Regions from separate parts of the Mus musculus genome. Here region 1 is linked to region 2. The links are chromatin contacts, found by Hi-C or POLR2A ChIA-PET in ENCODE. All regions are on one chromosome and are shown on one strand. Each heading gives the region's core, a stretch centred on a gene start or an enhancer-like site at or near the end of the contact. The rest is flanking DNA. Distances are from core to core; before and after follow the strand shown.

Region 1 (4,186 bases), core at 1,104-3,603, 50 kb before region 2:
TCACACACCACACACACACACCACATCACACACCACACATCATACCACACACACACACACCACATTACACACCACACACACACACACACACCACACATCATACCACACACACACACCACACATCATACCACACACACACACACACACACACACACTTTTTAAAAAAGAAAATCTTTGGCTAATTAGTAATCATAAATATTTTTCTCTACATGCCAAGGACCACCCCAGTTGGGTATGGGGGTCCCTGGAATGAGGGTCCTCGAAGCTAGGTGGGTAAGGATCCAGCAGTGACAAACAGAAACAAACACAGTAGCAGTTTGAATTTGAGTGTATTCTGCAGCTCTCAAGCAGGGGATTTTATACATAAAAAAAACCAAACATTACATCTCTTAGTAACTATATCCAGTGAAACAATCACAAACACAAACAAAAATCATTTGGCAGAGTAAAGCACAAAAATCATCCAAGCCTTACAACTCTGAAACTATGTATTCAGTGAATCACAAGCAGAACAGGTAACATCATTATAAATCATCAAAATGTAACAATTCTAAAAGGATGTATTCAGTGGGGGCTGTCATCCAAGGATAGTGGCATATTTCCAGGAGCAGGTTAATAAATCTTTAATGGTCGGTGCTCTTAACCGCTGAACTAACTCTCCAGCCCCGTGGTCAATTATTATTAACATTTAGTGCCTGGTTTTTTTTTTTTTTTTTTTTTTTTTTTTTTTACAAATCTTCAATGTATAAATTTAAACTATTTTAATTCTTTCTAATTAAGAATTAGAATTTCTTTACCATATAACAAAATCCACCACCAATGACACACATGCAGCCATATGAAATTTTATTGCTGGGAAAGTTTTTATCTATCATAATAGTTTTGTAAATGATTTAGAAAGTAAAGCGTTGGTTTCCCTGGGGATAAGGTCATATTAGTGACCCCCATCTCTAGGGATGGTTTCTTACCCATTATTCTCGCTTAAGATCTTGGCCTAGGCTATATAAGAAAAGGAATAAGAAGCCAGGTGGTGGTGGCGCACACCTTTAATCCCAGCACTTGGGAGGCAGAGGCAGGCGGATTTCTGGGTCCGAGGCCAGCCTGGTCTACAAAGTGAGTTCCAGGACAGCCAGGGCAATACAGAGGTCTCGAGAAAACCAAAAAAGAAAAAAAAAAAAAAAAAAAAAGAAGAAGAAGAAGAAGAAAGAAAAGGAATAAGAGAGAACAAAACAGATAGATTGCCATGAGGACTACGGCTCAATAATTTTTCTCCGGCAGAGTTCCACAACCGGTTCCAGGAGGCCTCCGCCTTTTGAGGTCAATCGCCTCAGTCTGTGGAACTTGTCACACAGATCCTACTGGAGGTGGTGGGGCATCTGCACATTTCCTCCTTTCTGATTTTTTTTTCGGTTTTGATTCTATTATTATTAGTTGACTAATAATTTGAGGGGAACTTCATCAGTCCTACTATGTTTCCCAGGCTGGTCTTAAACTCATGGTCTCAACGGACCTTTCTGTCTTCTGAGTAGCTAAGATTTAAAAGTATGCTCCTATATCTACCTTGAGTTCCTTTATTTATGCATTTTTAAGTCTTTGGGTTTTTATTTTTATTTTATATTATATACATGGGTGTTTTGCCTGCATGTGCATCTGTACAAAATGTGTGTGCCTGGTGCCTACAGAGGTCAAAAGAGGGCATAAAATACCCTGAAACTGGAGTTATGGATGGTTTTGAGTGCCATGTGCTGCTGGGAATTGAACCTGGGTCCTTTGCAAGAGCAGCCAGCACTCTTAACTACTGAACCATCTCTCCAACCCCAAGTCCTTTTTGTTTGTTTGTTTGTTTGTTTGTTAGTACAGTGTCTCATATAGTTCAGGCTGGCCTCAAATTCACCAAGTCATTGAGGATAACACAATGTTCTTCAGGGAACAAATAGAGCTAAAATGACTTCCTCTAAGACCATGAGCCAAAATTAACCTCTCTCTCTTGAATTATTTCTGCCAGGTCTTTTGGCTACAATGGCAAAAGACCAGCTAATACACACAAAGTCTAACTAATATGCAATCAACTAAAGATGCAAAACAAAAAATAAGACTCACGGGAATTCCTGAGTTTAAAACCACTCTACCATATCAATAATTTTCTCTTTGGTTTTGTAAACTTTGTTTTTTGTTTTTGTTTTATTTTCTTGTTTGTTTCTTTGGTTGAGGCAGGGTTCTGACTGTTCTGGAACTCACAATGTTGACCAGGTCAGCCTTGAAGTAAGAGACCTGCCTACCTGTGCCTCCCAAGTGCTGGGATTAAAGTGCTACATGACTATACCTGGAGTAGAATTTATTAAAAGGGAGAGCATTGTACATACTTCCTTGAAACCAAGGTCACAGGAGCTTCTCTGGCCTGCTTGGCATGACTCTCCTAGATTCTTTTTTTTTTTTTTTCTTTTCAGTCTTTGCAGTACCTGTCCCTGCCAGTCCCCAGTGCCCCTAGTTACAGGTGAGCGCTGGTGCTCTCCAAAGGAGAGGCAACTTCCAGAGTTTGTTTCCAGCTTTGCGGCCACTTCACTCTACAGCTTTCAGTGCTGAGCTTCTGGGAGCCAAAAAGGACTCAGTTCACCGCTGTGTTTTTGTGCTGTACGAAGGCTGCGGCTAACAAGATGGCTGGAAGACCTGAGAAGTGTTTTTCTTTGATTAGATTCACTCTCCTCTGTCTGAAAATGGTGAGTCTATCTTTTCAATTACCCGCAACTATTTTGGGGAGAAAACATACCCATATGTTACCTTGTTTTCTTTATGAAGGGCTGAGGAGCAGGGAGCTATACCTAGAAATTCCCTTAAATCATACTAAGGTGGCACATTTGTGTGTTTGAAATGTAAGTGATAGTCTACAGAAAGGAGACAAAATTATCATTGTGTTTGAAGACCAAAGACTCCTGGGGGCAGGGGCTCTGTCAACAGCCTCTGACTTAGTTCAATACAGAGATTCGGTGGCAGGGGGGGGGGGGGCGCGAGGGGGGGATGGAGTAGTAACGTGATCTGCCCCCACCTCTAAGTTCTTTCCAGCACTGCTTTATGATAGATTTGAGACTCATTTGGGAAATGAGTAGGACAGAAAAGCACGGATGTGCATGGGGAAATGGCTCGCACGGTGCACAGGAAGGTTGTGAATACCGTGTTCTGGTTGATGAGTTTGTTTCATTTCCCCAAATGCTGGTTTTCCTTATTCTTATCTATCTATATTTTCCTTTACAGGTTATTTCATCTAAAACAGGTAATAATTGATGAGATGCATTTTTTTTTCTTCTTTTTGATTCCCTTCTTGTGCCGTTGACTCATGGGCTGTCTGGTATATAGACCATCTTAGAGGACAGGTATGAATAGTCTCTGAGCGCGCATGCTGGATGCTGTAAACGGTGCCGGGGAGACCATACTTGGTAGAACAAACCAACTGGGTCATATTTTAAATGCAAGTCCTTAGGAGGTATCACGAGCATTATTATACAGTGCCACGGTTTCAGCCAGATAGCTGTGGACAAACTAACACACGACCATCATTCCAGCCAAACAAATAAAATCTCACTTCGAGAATCTTGCTTATCCAACTTTCCTACTCATCTTTTGGGACCTAATGTTTTCTAATAAGAAAAAAAAAACTAGAAATGTCTTATTTAATTACACTTTCAAGAAGGTCCTCTACCAAGAACAGAACCTTTGTTCCAGGTGTGGGGGTGCACACCTGTAATCCCAGCACTTGGATGCAAGAGGGTCAGATGTTCAAGATGGATGCATAGAGATTCGGGGGCAAACCTGGGCTGCAGGAAAATCTGCCCCCCAAAATCAAAAAATGTATGTACTGAGATCTACACAGTAATATAAGGATTCAGAATTGAAAAGACATTTCCTTATTTTAAAGAAATTTCAAACACCTCTTTTTTTTTTCTTGAATAATTGGACTGGAGGCCACAATAATTTTTCTAGAAACTTTTCCTACCTCATACATCTGGAAATCTAAGTCTCCAAGACAGGAATTTATGTTGAATAGGTTTTAGATTATCTGCAAAATCAACTGTCTTCGAGATAAACTCTCATAGTGATTCAACCCACTTTTATTATTATATTTGGAATAACTTTTATTATTTTTGCCAACACCATAAAAAAGAAATTAGAGTTATAAACATTTAAATTAAAT
Region 2 (4,442 bases), core at 915-3,414:
AAACAAAAAAAAAAATCAAACATTTGGACTGGAGAGATGGTTCAGTGGTTAAGAGCACTGACTGCTCTTCCAAAGGTCCTGAGTTCAATTCCCAGCAACCACATGGTGGCTCACAACCATCTGTAATGGGATTTGATGTCCTCTTCTAGTGTGTCTGAAGACAGCTATAGAGTACTCATATAAATGAAATAAGTAAATCTTTAAAAAGAAATCAAACTTTCTAAGGTTTGACCATCTAACATAACTTTAAATGTTGTGATCTTGCTGTTGGAATCTATACCATGATTGTCCTATGGCTAACGGTTTTGCCGTCTTATTTTCAAGCTTTGCAAACAGAATCTAAACGCATCTTGAAGGGGGAAATAAAGGCAATCCTATTATAGGGAACACCCTGATACTGTCTTGTTATGAAAACGATTGCTTTTATCCACCATGGATGGAGGATTCTAGAGATGACCTATTCTAACTGACCAATCCCAAAGTAATAATACAGACTTTAGCATAATCAAATATTCTCTAAAGGGGTCTAATAGTGGAAATCACAGGTGTGCTAAAATAAGAAGCAGAAAGGAAGACTCATCAATCACCTCGATTGAACTTAGCATACCCAAAGGAACCCTGTGTGTAACTAATAGTTTGGGGTATAACCTCTGGCTCCATCTACCACCAGATAGATAGTCAACAAGGAAACTCTGTGTCAGAAAAGATCCCTCTTACCTGTTACTTAAATGTAATCTTGGTTGTCAGCAATTTACCGAAATGTGCTGTTTTAGTATCTCTGATTCTTCTCATACTATTGACAAGTATTGATGGAGAAATAAATAAACAAAATCTTTCAAACAAATGTTGACCGACAACATGGCTAAGATGGCTCTCCCCTTCTTTGGCCTGCTAATGTTTCTACTGGCTACCATAATTGGGCCCTGCATCCACCAAACAAGGCTAGAATCATTGCCACTTGACAACATTATTAAAGACAGTCCCCTATCAAGGATTTGAGAAGGACACAAAGGTCAAGGGGAGAATGAGAAACCTGCCTGACTCCATTTTTAAGGTAGGAGACATTTTGTTGTATTGTTAAACACAAAGTTTCGTTTATTGTAAGAGTTGAGTTTCTGTTTTTAAGTTTCTGTTTCTTGGAACCTGCCCTGCACCACCCTGTGACCATGACTTGTTTTTGAGAACACTTTGACCCTCCCTTATCACTAAGTACTTGGTTTTTGTCCTTTTGAAATTTTCCTATACTTCCCAACTGCCCTGTTGTCTTGCTTCTGTAACACTGTTTTGCAACTACTTGTTATTTTGCTCCTTAAAAGGGACTCTCAGCACTTCTCTCTCTAACCCCTAATTGGCCAGGTCTCTGGTGCTCCTGGATATAATAAAGCTTGCTTCAATTTTAGCTCTAAAATTATGGTAGTGGTCTTACTCCTGCCTTGTGGAATTAACAATTCTAGGAATCGTGCTCTATAACTTAAAATGTAAAATTCTTCATAGGAATAAGAGGGTCTCTCATTTCTTAGACTTTTCTGAAACTCTATCACAGTTCTGGGAACACTGGTGGTTACCTTACAGCTTAAATAATCAATGATCTTCAAAAATTATTAAAATGAAGTTGAGAGGGATAGACTTCCCATATGGCGGTTGAACAGGCTTCTGAACAGTATAGTTTGAATTGCTTTGCTGAATGAAACATTATTTTGTAAAGCATAAAGTCTCCGTATTGGGGATGGCAGGATGTGTCTTGACAACTTAGGTTCCATCCCAAGACCCACACTGTGGAAGATGAGGTCTTCTGACCTTCACCTGCGAGCCTTGGTATGCACACATGCATACATACACACAGATAAATGTAAAATAAAAAAGACCCGGTATGTATAAATTCATAATTGTATAAATTGTGTTAGTTCACATATTTGCTTTCTGATGCCAAATTGGACACTGAGATATGGGTTATAGTAGGCTTCCGCTAGGGGGCGCCAGACAGTGCACAGAAGTCTGACCACACTACGCAGCCGCAGTCCAGGCACAGGCGGGACACGCCCTAGTTGATGCGCGTGACGTCACCTGAGGGCGCGGCCCGCGGAGGGGGCGGAGCCTCCCCACCGCGAGGGGAAGGGCCCGCCCCCGAGCGCAGCTTTCAGGGCCAAAGTAGGTTGCGAGTGGGAGGCGGTGGCTGTAGCTCCACGGCTGGGGGAAGATGGCGCCGCCGGTATCGGAGCGGGGACTGAAGAGCGTCGTGTGGCGGAGTGAGTGCGGAGGGGTCAGGGATGAGGCCGGGAAGGGTCGGCTGTACGGGGGTCTTCTTTCCCGCTGCAGCTCTGCAGCCTCTCTGGGAGCTGCATGGGCACTTGTTGCTTTGGGACCAAGTCCCTGGCTTGACTCCTTCCGGCTTGCCCAGAGTCGGGTTTCGTGCCAGCACCAGGGATGGGCGGGGTGGCCAGACGCGGCCTTCTCCGCGGCTTTGGCCAACTCTCACCCCGGTGAGGTTCTTCCGCAAAGCCCCACCCTTGGGCGACCTGACTCGGGCCGACTTTCCCTCCCAAGTCCCTGTGCTGTCCCGGGACAGCTCTTCCCATTGCACCCCCCTCGCCACACCAGGCACGGACGTCTCTCCATCCGACACAGTCTGAGCTCTGTGTTACTACTCTGTCCCGCCCTCGTCCCCGTGTTTTCAGAAGCCGCTTGGTGTCCCATATTCATGTTAGCACCGAGGGTTTTTACTACCATCCTTTTCAGTGTCTTGTCCTTTAAAAAGTGCAGGCGTAGCTTTTCAAGAGCGCCTTCTGCCACTGTTCCAAGAGAATATGACTTGCTTTAAAAAAAAAAAAAAAGAGTTCTTGAGAAAGCAACAGCGGACTGTTAAAGTTTTATCTAGTATCCGGTCCCTGCATAGTCTGCTCCTTGTGTTACAATTGGTCTTCTTGTTGGTTCGACCAACTTTAATGACTTTTATTAAAATGACACCAAACCTAGGTCTGCCAGGTTAGAAGAGCAATGAAAGCAGCAAACCGGAAGGACCTTCCTTGTTTGGCATCTCTGGGTTCTAAGTAATTATAGTCTAGTAGTAGAAAAGGAATAACGTCTTATTAGTGTTTCTTACTCCGACTTGGGGAACAAGGAACAGAATAGGAATTAGCCAACAGAATTCTGCCTTCAAGAATTCCTTGTATAAAATTAAAATCCAAAACAGTACAGGCATGGTGTTTACCATATAGAAGGTACTAAATAGATAAGTAGACTTTGTGAAATACAAAATTATCCTTTCATATTTATTATTTTCAAATTTATCCTTTCTGGGGGCCTGCAAGGTGGCTGAGTGGGTAAAGGTGCTTGCTGTCAAGCCCAAGGACACGAATTGCATCCCCAGGGACCCACGTGATGTAAGGAAAGCACTGACTTAGGCAGATTGTCTATATTGACTCTCATACGAAAGTGGGTGACAAATTGTGCTGAAGAAATTACTTCTGAGTTATAATGGCACCTTATATCAGGGCTTATGAGAAAAAGATACCGTTATGCTAGTAACGCCAGTATCAATAGCATGAAGATAACAGGCTTTCCCTGTTCTTGTTAACTTAGGGTAACACCAGGCTCACCACATGGAGAGTAGAATATAGATAGGCAGGCTGGATGAAAGGAAAAAGATGTAAGGCTGTAAAATAGTCTTAGGACCGCCTGTAACTCGAAACACACAACCAAAAGACAAGAATAGCCCAAAACATATACACATTAAGGGGCTGAAGAAATGGCTTAGCTGAAAAAATAAGAATAGGTCACCTTTCCACAGACTGACGCATGGCGTAACAGTGCACATACAAAGGAATACATGTCTTTTTTTTTTTTTTCAGTAAACGTAAGTACAATGCTGATATATTTTATGCTACTGCATCTTGGAAACACGCTAAAGAAAAAGCCAGTCACAAAGGGCATAGTATGACACCATTCATGAGAAAAACATCCAGGACAAGCAAATCTAGAGAAACAGGAACTCCTTCCTGTGTCCCAGCCTGGAGAGATGGGATTAAAGGGATGGGGTTTCTCTTTTGGTTTTTGTTACTGTTGTTTTGCTTTGGTTTTTGGGTTTTTTGAGACACCTTCTTGCTGTGTATCCTGGGTTGTCTTTAAGCTATGTAGTCTGGGCTGGCCTTGAACTCATAGAGCACCTGCCTCTGCCTCCTGAGTCCTGGAATGTGCCACCACACAGAGCTTTGTTACGTGTTTGAAACAGGGTCTTGTGTACCTTAGGTGGCCTCACACTCAACTTTGTAGCCAAGGATGACCTTAAACTTCCGATTTCTCTGTCTTCACCTCCTGAGTGATACAATCCTGGGTAAATCCCACCATATCTGGTTTTATACAGTTGTACTCAGAGCCTTTTGCATGCTAGGTGAACAGTCTGCCAGCTGAGCTGTGAACACCCCCAGCCCCAGGGAATGAGGCTT

The links. Hi-C counts contacts between places; a loop is a spot of excess contacts on that map. ChIA-PET counts read pairs that join two places held with the same protein, here RNA polymerase II (POLR2A).
Region 1: a loop to region 2 is called in a map of regulatory T cell, with 1.9 times the contacts of the local background. The contact joins the promoter of Fndc7 here to the promoter of Stxbp3 in region 2. A Hi-C loop is called at or near these places in 5 of 37 maps with a recorded cell type or tissue (T-helper 1 cell, left cerebral cortex, regulatory T cell and 1 more). POLR2A ChIA-PET finds 5 or more read pairs at or near these places in 3 of 5 experiments (Patski and embryonic stem cell).

What each region holds. Positions count from the first base shown.
Region 1 is chr3:108,888,175-108,892,360 of GRCm38, reverse strand. It overlaps Fndc7 (fibronectin type III domain containing 7), which reads left to right and starts at 2,353. Exons shown (of 13, transcript NM_177091.5): 1 at 2,353-2,717; 2 at 3,250-3,268. The coding sequence starts at 2,655.
Region 2 is chr3:108,838,224-108,842,665 of GRCm38, reverse strand. Stxbp3 (syntaxin binding protein 3) reads left to right here and starts at 2,164. Exons shown (of 19, transcript NM_011504.1): 1 at 2,164-2,246. The coding sequence starts at 2,198.